2 separate regions of the Homo sapiens genome follow, and region 2 is linked to region 1. Evidence: read pairs that join two places in POLR2A ChIA-PET (ENCODE). Cell type or tissue: B cell. All regions are shown on one strand.

Region 1 (4,000 bases):
TTTGTCCTTGACTCTCACTCTTAGGGACAGATTGGATTTGGGTTTTGATGGAAGAGCTGAGCTTCCAGGGAAGTATTTTAGCAGTTGATGGTTGCTTTCTTTCTTAAATCTCCATGGATATGTATACATCAGGTATCTTGTATATATCAGGCTAATGCTTTTCAGTGTGCTTTAGTGAAGTGGAAATGGGTGAGATCAGGGATTCCTGGACAAGTGACTCCTCAGCTAGCACTTTATTGAGGAAGAGACCCTGCTATGCCCACTTTCTCTGTGTGTAGGGGTGTGGGGTGTGGGGTGTGGGGGGAGGTTCTGCTAATGGGGGCTGCTCCCCTGGGGAGCCCTACAAGCCCAAGTCATCCTAGGGCTCGGCAAAGACTTGCCAGAATTTCAGTACCTCATTTTGTTGCAGACCAAAAACTGATAATAGGAAAATCATCCATGCGTCCCTGCTATGAGTGTCAAGCCACCTGTTCACGTACGTCATCCCAATGTCCTGGGGACATTTTTCTGATTTAAAAGCAAATGAAAATATTTTTGTAGGGCTGGAGCAGCGGCTCATGCCTGTAATCTCAGCACTTTGGGAGGCTAAGGTGGGACAATCGCTTTAGCCCAGAAGGTGGAGGCTGCAGTGAGCTGTGATCATGCTACCGTACTCCAGCCTGGGCAACAGAGCAACACCTTGTTTCAAAATAATAATAATAATTTTGTGGGCCCCTAAAAGCATTGTGGGCCTCAGGTCCTGCGAGTCCTGTGCCTCATGGGCAAGTCAGCCCTGACGGGGTGGAGGGAAACACCCACGCTTGGCCTCTGTCGCTCATGCTGCTAATGTGCTGGGGCACTACCCATGGGCCGTACAGAAACAGGCAGTGGGCTGGCTGTGGCCTGTGAGCCATAGTTTGCTGACCATTGCTCTAGATGACCAAGGTGTAATTAGCTGAGATAATTTCTGATGGCTCACAGGACAGCCAAGAAAAGACATGGTCATCCAAAGTGACTGGTAACCGCTACAGAGAGTCTTCCATTGGGCCCTAATTACCACCCCGCTCCTACACCCCTGGTTTTTTCTTCTCACTTTGTGAAAAGTAAAAGCGTACACTTATTAAACATAAATGGCTTGTAATCCCAGCACTTTGGGAGGCCAAGGCGGGCAGATCACTTGAGGTTAGGAGTTCTAGACCAGCCCTGGCCAACATGGCGAAACCCCGTCTATACTAAAAAAAATACAAAAATTAGCTGAGTGTGGTGGAGCAAGCCTGTAATCCCAGCTCCTCGGGAGGCTGAGGCAGGAGAATTACTTGAGCCCGGGAGGTGGAGGTTGCAGTGAACCGAGATGGCACCTCTGTACTCCAGCCTGGGTGAGAGAGCGAGACTCCATCCCCCAAAAGCAAACAAGCCACATAAGTGTATAGCTTAATGAATTATCACAAAGCAAACACCCATCCAGATCAAGAAATAGAGCATTCCCAGCACTTCCACAGGCTGCTCTCCCCGCACCTAAAGGAAACTATGAAACTGACTTCTCCCCTGTAGATCAGTTTGTTGGGTTTATAACACTGTGCTCTTTAGCATCGGGGCTCTTTCAGGCCTGACCATTGTTGTACTGTGTTTCTGGAAGGACTGAATGGAGTGGGCTACCACTCACAAGATCTCAGGGCCATGCTTTTGTCATGAGATTGGTTGTCTTAGAGGGGCTTGGAGGTGAGGAAGGCATGTGAGCAATCCAGCTAGCCAACCCAGGGTGCTCTGAGGACTAGAGAGAGAAAAGGTTCATTGATACCACAAAGTGCATAGCCACAAACACAGATGCTTTGTTAGAGGAACACCACAAATGGAAAAATCATGACTAGTGAAGCTGATTAAGGAAGTTCCTCTAGACTGCAACCCTATTGCTTTGAAACTGATTGGCCCATAACTATTAAAAGGGAAACAATTTATAGGGAAGACAGATTCAACATGCTTTACGTTCGAGTTGAGAATCAAAGCTTTTAACTGCAACTGACCCCACAGTTCAGGGCTGCCATGTTATGGCCAGGAAGGCTATGTACCGCACAACTCCTGCAAGCTCCATTCGCACAGAATACATGAATGGTGCCCTGCGGAACTGCATGCTGAGGCAGCCCCGCCTATGTAAGCATAATCAGTTGCCTAGATTCAGACCACACTTTAACTTACAATGTTGAACTTCATCAGTTATACATGTTTGGGTAAAAGGCTCTTTTTTTTTTTTTTTTTTTTTTGAGACCTCCGCCTCCCGGGTTCCAGTGATTCTCCTGCCTCAGCCTCCCAAGTAGTTGGGATTACAGGCACGTGCCACCCCACCTGGCTAAATTTTTGTATTTTTAGTAGAGATGGGGTTTCACCATGTTGGCCGGGCTGGTCTTGAACTCTTGACCTCAAGTGATCTGCCCACCCTGGCCTCCCAAAGTGCTGGGATTATAGGTGTGAGCCACCGCGCCCAGCCAAGGCTTTTCTTTTTTTAAAAAAAAACTTTTTTTAAAAAAAATATATATATTTTTTGAAACAGACTCTCACTGTCACCCAGTCTAGACTGCAATGGCATGATCATGGCTCGCTGCAGCTTTGACCTCCCAGGTTCAAGTGATCCTCCTACCCCAACCTCTGGAGTAGTTGGGACTATAGGTGTGCAGCTAATTTTTTATGCACAGCTAATTTTTAAATTTTTTTTTATAGTGACAGGGTCTTGTTTTGCTGCCCAGGCTGGTCTCAAACTCTTGGCCTCAAGCAATCCTCCTGCCTTGGCCTCCCAAAGTGCTGGGATGATGGTGTGAGCCACTGCACTCGGTCTCCCAATTTTAAATATGAGACTAAGCCATGGAGAGGTTATCATGCCCAGGGTCATGCAGCAAGCAAGCAGCAGAGCTGGGAGTGGAACCCAGACAGCCCATGGTCCTCCCTGCTACATCGCCTGTGCTATTCAGACACAATTTACAGTTCCCGTGAGCAGGTTCAAGTAGCTCATCAGATCAGCGCTCCTTCTGATCCCCAGGGAAGAGATGGTTTGAGTGTAGATTTGCTCCTCTTGGTCTGGTTACATCAGAAAACTGACTCATCAAGTACTAATCCCAACCTCCAAACACTCTCCACAACAGAGAGTCAAGGCAACCACACTCCAGGGTAAGAATCCAAATCGTTACTCCTAGCAGGCCCCATCAGGCCCCTGATCGGTGTGAACTCTCTCCTCATCCTTTGGGGATTGCCCAGAAATGAAAACCAGTTCCTGTATTATATGAAGAGCTGGAAATGTTCAGGTCAGACAGGGGATCTGTTTCTTCAGAGGTTTCCACTCTGTTTGCAGGATAATTCCTATTATAAGAGGTGTCTAGATTCCCTAATGTTGCTGGAATGTGGTGTCATTGAAAACAAGATTATATAAAAGCATGGGCGAGGTGTGGTGGTGCCATAGTAGAGGCATGGACAACTGCTCTCTTTCAGGGACTTTCCCAGAATTCTAGGGCCTGGGGCTTTCTTCCTGTTGTTCCTACTTAATGCTTGCCTTACAGTAGATGCTCAGTTAGGGCCTGTTGACCTAGTCGTTCTGACAAGACATAACTTTATGGAGGTATGTGGCAAAACCACACACTTTTTACAAGAGCCCTGCTGGTGTGGAGTGGGAAGCCCCTGAGCAGCTTGACGCTTCCCAGTTGCAAGCAGGTGGCCGCAAAAGGATCAGCGACAGCAGCTCCGGCGGTAGCACTGCCCCCTGAGCATGCCTGCCCTGACTTAGGGGCTCGTGCCTGATGAATGGAGCAAGGAAAACAAATCCCTTTAGTCACCCAAAGCCCATCTCCTAGAAGAGCAACAGCTCCTCCATCAGCAAGTGCCGCTTCAACACACAAGAAGGGAATAAAGGAACTGCAGATTCCAGTGGAAACACGGTATTCATTTCTGAGGACTGTGCTAGGTTTTAAGGCAATTGTCACATGTACAAAACAGTCAGATGAGCAGTATCTGAACAGATTTACCACAACATGTTAGAAAG
Region 2 (4,000 bases), 390 kb after region 1:
GCCTATAATATTTTGCATGGCCTGTATACTTTTTAAATAGGTGAATTCTGTAGATTCAGTGATTATTTCTAGAAAAATGCAGTATTAAAAAAGCCCTGTTGTTTGTTCTAGTAACAAGTCTTTAAAAAGACAATTCTGCATTGATGACTGTAAGAAGAGTCTACACCATCTTCCCTAAATGTTACCTCTCCTCCAGAAAACCGATAAAAATCCACAGTGGCAATAAGCTAGTTTGTTTTCGGTTGTATTTTGTTTTACACTTACGGACAGTGCTTCTCAAGCTTTCTGTGATTAGGGGCTCTCTTGGTTCCCTGGCCCCCCAATCTTTCACAGACTTCAGTAAGACACAATAAAAATAATTATCATAAAATGAAATAAAAATACAAAGTTATGGAAAATAGAAGCCCCATTTTAAAAATTCCATGTACAGACATAACAGTTACTGTGTAAATTTGCTGTAGAAGTTTCTAAATAATAAAATGTCTCTCTCTACATACCTCATCGTGGACCAGTAACAGTTCGCAGACAGGCACCATCTGTGGCCACACTTTGAGAAACACTATTTTAGAGTGTGTATGTATCTGTGTACTCACACATTTAAGTATGTTGCCATGATCACATTATAACATAACATAAATCTTAGAACTTTATATGAGAATTAAATGCACTTAGCTCTTTAGCAAAAGTGAAATTTTTCTATAAGTATTTAAATGCTTAAATTATAAGCAAATACCAATAGCATACCTGTGAATACAGTTATGTTTCAAAACCCAGTTGTCCAGTAGTACCTCTCATGCATGAAGTAGAAAACGTTTTGCAATATGAGATGAAACCACCTCCACTCTGATTCACCTTCAAGTTTAAACAGATACTTTAGATAGGAAATGTTCTATGCAAAGTAAATACACAGATGAGAATTTTAGCACTAAACAGTAGGAAATATGTCTATCACTTGAAGTATTAGACAAACCAACTGTTACTATCATAACCTTTATTGCCCTGAAGAACAATTAATTACTGGACTGGTCATTGTGATTGACATTGACAGCCATTTTTTAAATGTTAACAAAATGAGGGGAAATGTTTCATGCAAGTAACTCCACATTCTTCATAAGTATTAACAAATCTCAAGCCGATTCTGATGTTGATAGGTCGCAGCTTGTTCATCTGTCTCTTCTGGAGACCTCATGAGACATGAGGTAAGACGGTTACCCCAAGTGGCAGGCTCCATGTCTACCTGTATACTGGCCTTGAGGGCAGCATGGCCTGCTTTGTGACAAAGTATGAGAAAGAAGTTCTGTGAAGTTTATATTCCATTTAGCCTTATTTCTTTAGGTCGAGACTTGAAATTCAAAATGGTGATCAGGTGTAGGAGGGGCTATTTAGCCTCTTGAAGGCCAGGGTGTTCATGTGGGACTCCCCACTGGGCCTGGCCAAATGCCTATGACAGTGTAGATGTGGATAAGTTATTAAAGGATTGAATGAGGTGTGATCAATCAGCTGAAGCAGTTCATTAAAAGGTAAGTGGCATTTAGAAGAGAAATTGAATAACTACAAAGCAGTTGCCTGTATATGAAGACATGAGAGTGAGTCACACTGAGGACAGGATTAGCAGGAGTCCCTGAGAGTGCTGTAGCTGGAGGCGGGGACGGTGAGGGAGCAAGCATGGGCCTGGCTTCATTCGAACCACGATCCTGGTCCGAACACCAAAAGACAGGTTTCTTGTTAAATGGTTAGAAAGTGAGATCTTTGAGGCAAAGGCTAATGAACTTGAGATTGTTCTGTTTAGACAGTAGAAGTTCTGAAAGGAGGTTGTGACGATGTCACATGATCTTGGAAAGTTGGAAGGCCCACTCCCCAGAAGGTGACAACCAGTTGATAAAATGTATTCACTAAGGCCAGAGCAAGAGAGGACACAGCCTGGCCTGTGAGCAGCAGGCAAGATGGGGCAGGAGTTCCTGGCTGCAGTTTTAAAATTCAACCCATTACCAGATTCTCAGGGTCTGAGATATGAGGTCATGGTTTCCTCAAAATATGCATGTATCTCTGGAATCACAGGAGGTAGTTTGTTAGGAAATGTCTCGAGTACCCAAACAGCAATGCTTATAATCAGAGCTAATTACTTCAAAATTAATCCAGTTGTCTTCAAACATAACTGTGTGTGGATGAAGTTGAGCCAAGGAAGAACTTAGGCTGGGACATACGCATTCCTCCCCTTGATTCTAAATGAAAAGTGGCGGCGGCTCAGTCACTGTGGTCATTTAACACAGGTGCAGTGCTTCACCACATGTCCCCAACCAGGCAGAAAGACTCCGTGCTTAATGAGGAAGGAAAAGCATTTTGAAAGCACACACAGTTCTACCCAAATTATACATGTTACCTTTCTTTAACTTGGTTCTTTTAATCCTTTAAGAAGTGCTCAAGCTGTAATCTATGACACCTGTATCTGTTTAGGTCATAGCATTGTAAGTGTTTTCTTGGGCTTTAAAAATAAATCTACGTGGGGGAGGGAAATCGAACCTGCATGATAATCTTAGGCATGCGAACACAAGCACATGAGCTGAGAAAGTCAAAATCATGGTTTCCATGGTAATTCTTAACTTGTCTGTGTCGTACACATTTCTCAAGAAATACACTCACCAGACTACCTAGTGATAAAAATTGCTCCACAGGCATACAAAGGTGGATTTTCTAACTCTCTCTTATTGTAAAAGGTCTTCCTTCCTCCCACCCCTAATTAATCCACGTGTACTTGTAAATAACCCTGGGCAGGAAACTGAGGTCCAAGTCCTGCCCTCTAAATCAGTCTCTTTTTTTATGGGAGAAATCAGCTTTCATGTGATTAATGCCATTTCCTCTCTCTCCCCTCTGCAGATATATGTTGGGTAAAGGAGGAAAACGGAAGTTTGATGAGCATGAAGATGGGCTGGAAGGCAAAATCGTGTCTCCCTGTGACGGTCCATCCAAGGTGTCTTACACCTTACAGCGCCAGACTATCTTCAACATTTCCCTTATGAAACTCTATAACCACAGGCCCCTGACAGAGCCCAGCTTGCAAAAGACCGTTTTAATTAACAACATGTTGAGGCGGATCCAGGAGGAACTCAAACAGGAAGGCAGCCTGAGGCCCATGTTCACCCCCTCCTCCCAGCCCACCACCGAGCCCAGCGACAGCTACCGAGAGGCCCCGCCGGCCTTCAGCCACCTGGCGTCCCCGTCCTCCCACCCCTGCGACCTCGGAAGCACTACGCCCCTGGAGGCCTGCCTCACCCCGGCCTCACTGCTCGAGGACGACGATGACACGTTTTGCACCTCCCAGGCCATGCAGCCCACGGCTCCCACCAAACTGTCACCTCCAGCCCTCTTGCCAGAAAAGGACAGTTTCTCCTCTGCCTTGGACGAGATCGAGGAGCTCTGTCCCACATCTACCTCCACAGAGGCGGCCACGGCTGCGACTGACAGTGTGAAAGGGACCTCCAGCGAGGCTGGCACCCAGAAACTCGACGGTCCTCAAGAGAGCCGCGCAGATGACTCAAAACTGATGGACTCTCTGCCTGGGAATTTTGAAATAACGACGTCCACGGGTTTCCTGACAGACTTGACCCTGGATGACATCCTGTTTGCTGACATTGATACGTCCATGTATGATTTTGACCCCTGCACTTCCTCATCAGGGACAGCCTCAAAAATGGCCCCTGTGTCTGCCGACGACCTCCTCAAAACTCTGGCTCCTTACAGCAGTCAGCCTGTCACCCCAAGTCAGCCTTTCAAAATGGACCTCACAGAGCTGGACCACATCATGGAGGTGCTTGTTGGGTCCTAAGACCCAGGGACCCAGCGACTATGCCCACCCAGACCCCAGAGCGTTCCCATAACCCTGACAGTTCTCCACACTGTGCATGCACCCTTGCTTGCCTTTTTCAGAGAAAAAGAAAATTTTACAACAGGATCACACTAGTTTTTGCTTTGAGCAGAGTTGGAGTGCCTTCATCCAAGTATG

The links. ChIA-PET counts read pairs that join two places held together with the same protein. Peaks named below come from ENCODE experiments on the same cell type or tissue, not always from the same donor. Only the 100,000 strongest peaks of a DNase experiment are listed, where the experiment ranks them.
Region 2: POLR2A ChIA-PET joins it to region 1 with 6 read pairs; 2 of 35 experiments call an interaction of 5 or more read pairs at or near these places.

Annotation. Positions count from the first base shown.
Region 1 is chr2:65,023,746-65,027,745 of GRCh38, reverse strand. It overlaps SLC1A4 (solute carrier family 1 member 4), which reads right to left. Exons shown (of 8, transcript NM_003038.5): 8 at 3,881-4,000. Among named protein-coding and RNA genes, the nearest start is that of LINC02576, 5.0 kb to the left of the region's middle. In B cell, no CTCF peak of the experiment used is centred here; DNase peaks (open chromatin) are centred at 455 and 1,885; H3K4me3 peaks cover 417 bases; H3K27ac peaks cover 2,225 bases.
Region 2 is chr2:64,635,750-64,639,749 of GRCh38, reverse strand. SERTAD2 (SERTA domain containing 2) reads left to right here. Exons shown (of 2, transcript NM_014755.3): 2 at 2,875-4,000. The coding sequence starts at 2,879. The coding sequence ends at 3,823. SERTAD2-AS1 (SERTAD2 antisense RNA 1) reads right to left here and starts at 2,826. Exons shown (of 2, transcript XR_940172.3): 1 at 1-2,826. In B cell, no CTCF peak of the experiment used is centred here; DNase peaks (open chromatin) are centred at 2,399 and 3,039; H3K4me3 peaks cover 1,603 bases; H3K27ac peaks cover 3,780 bases.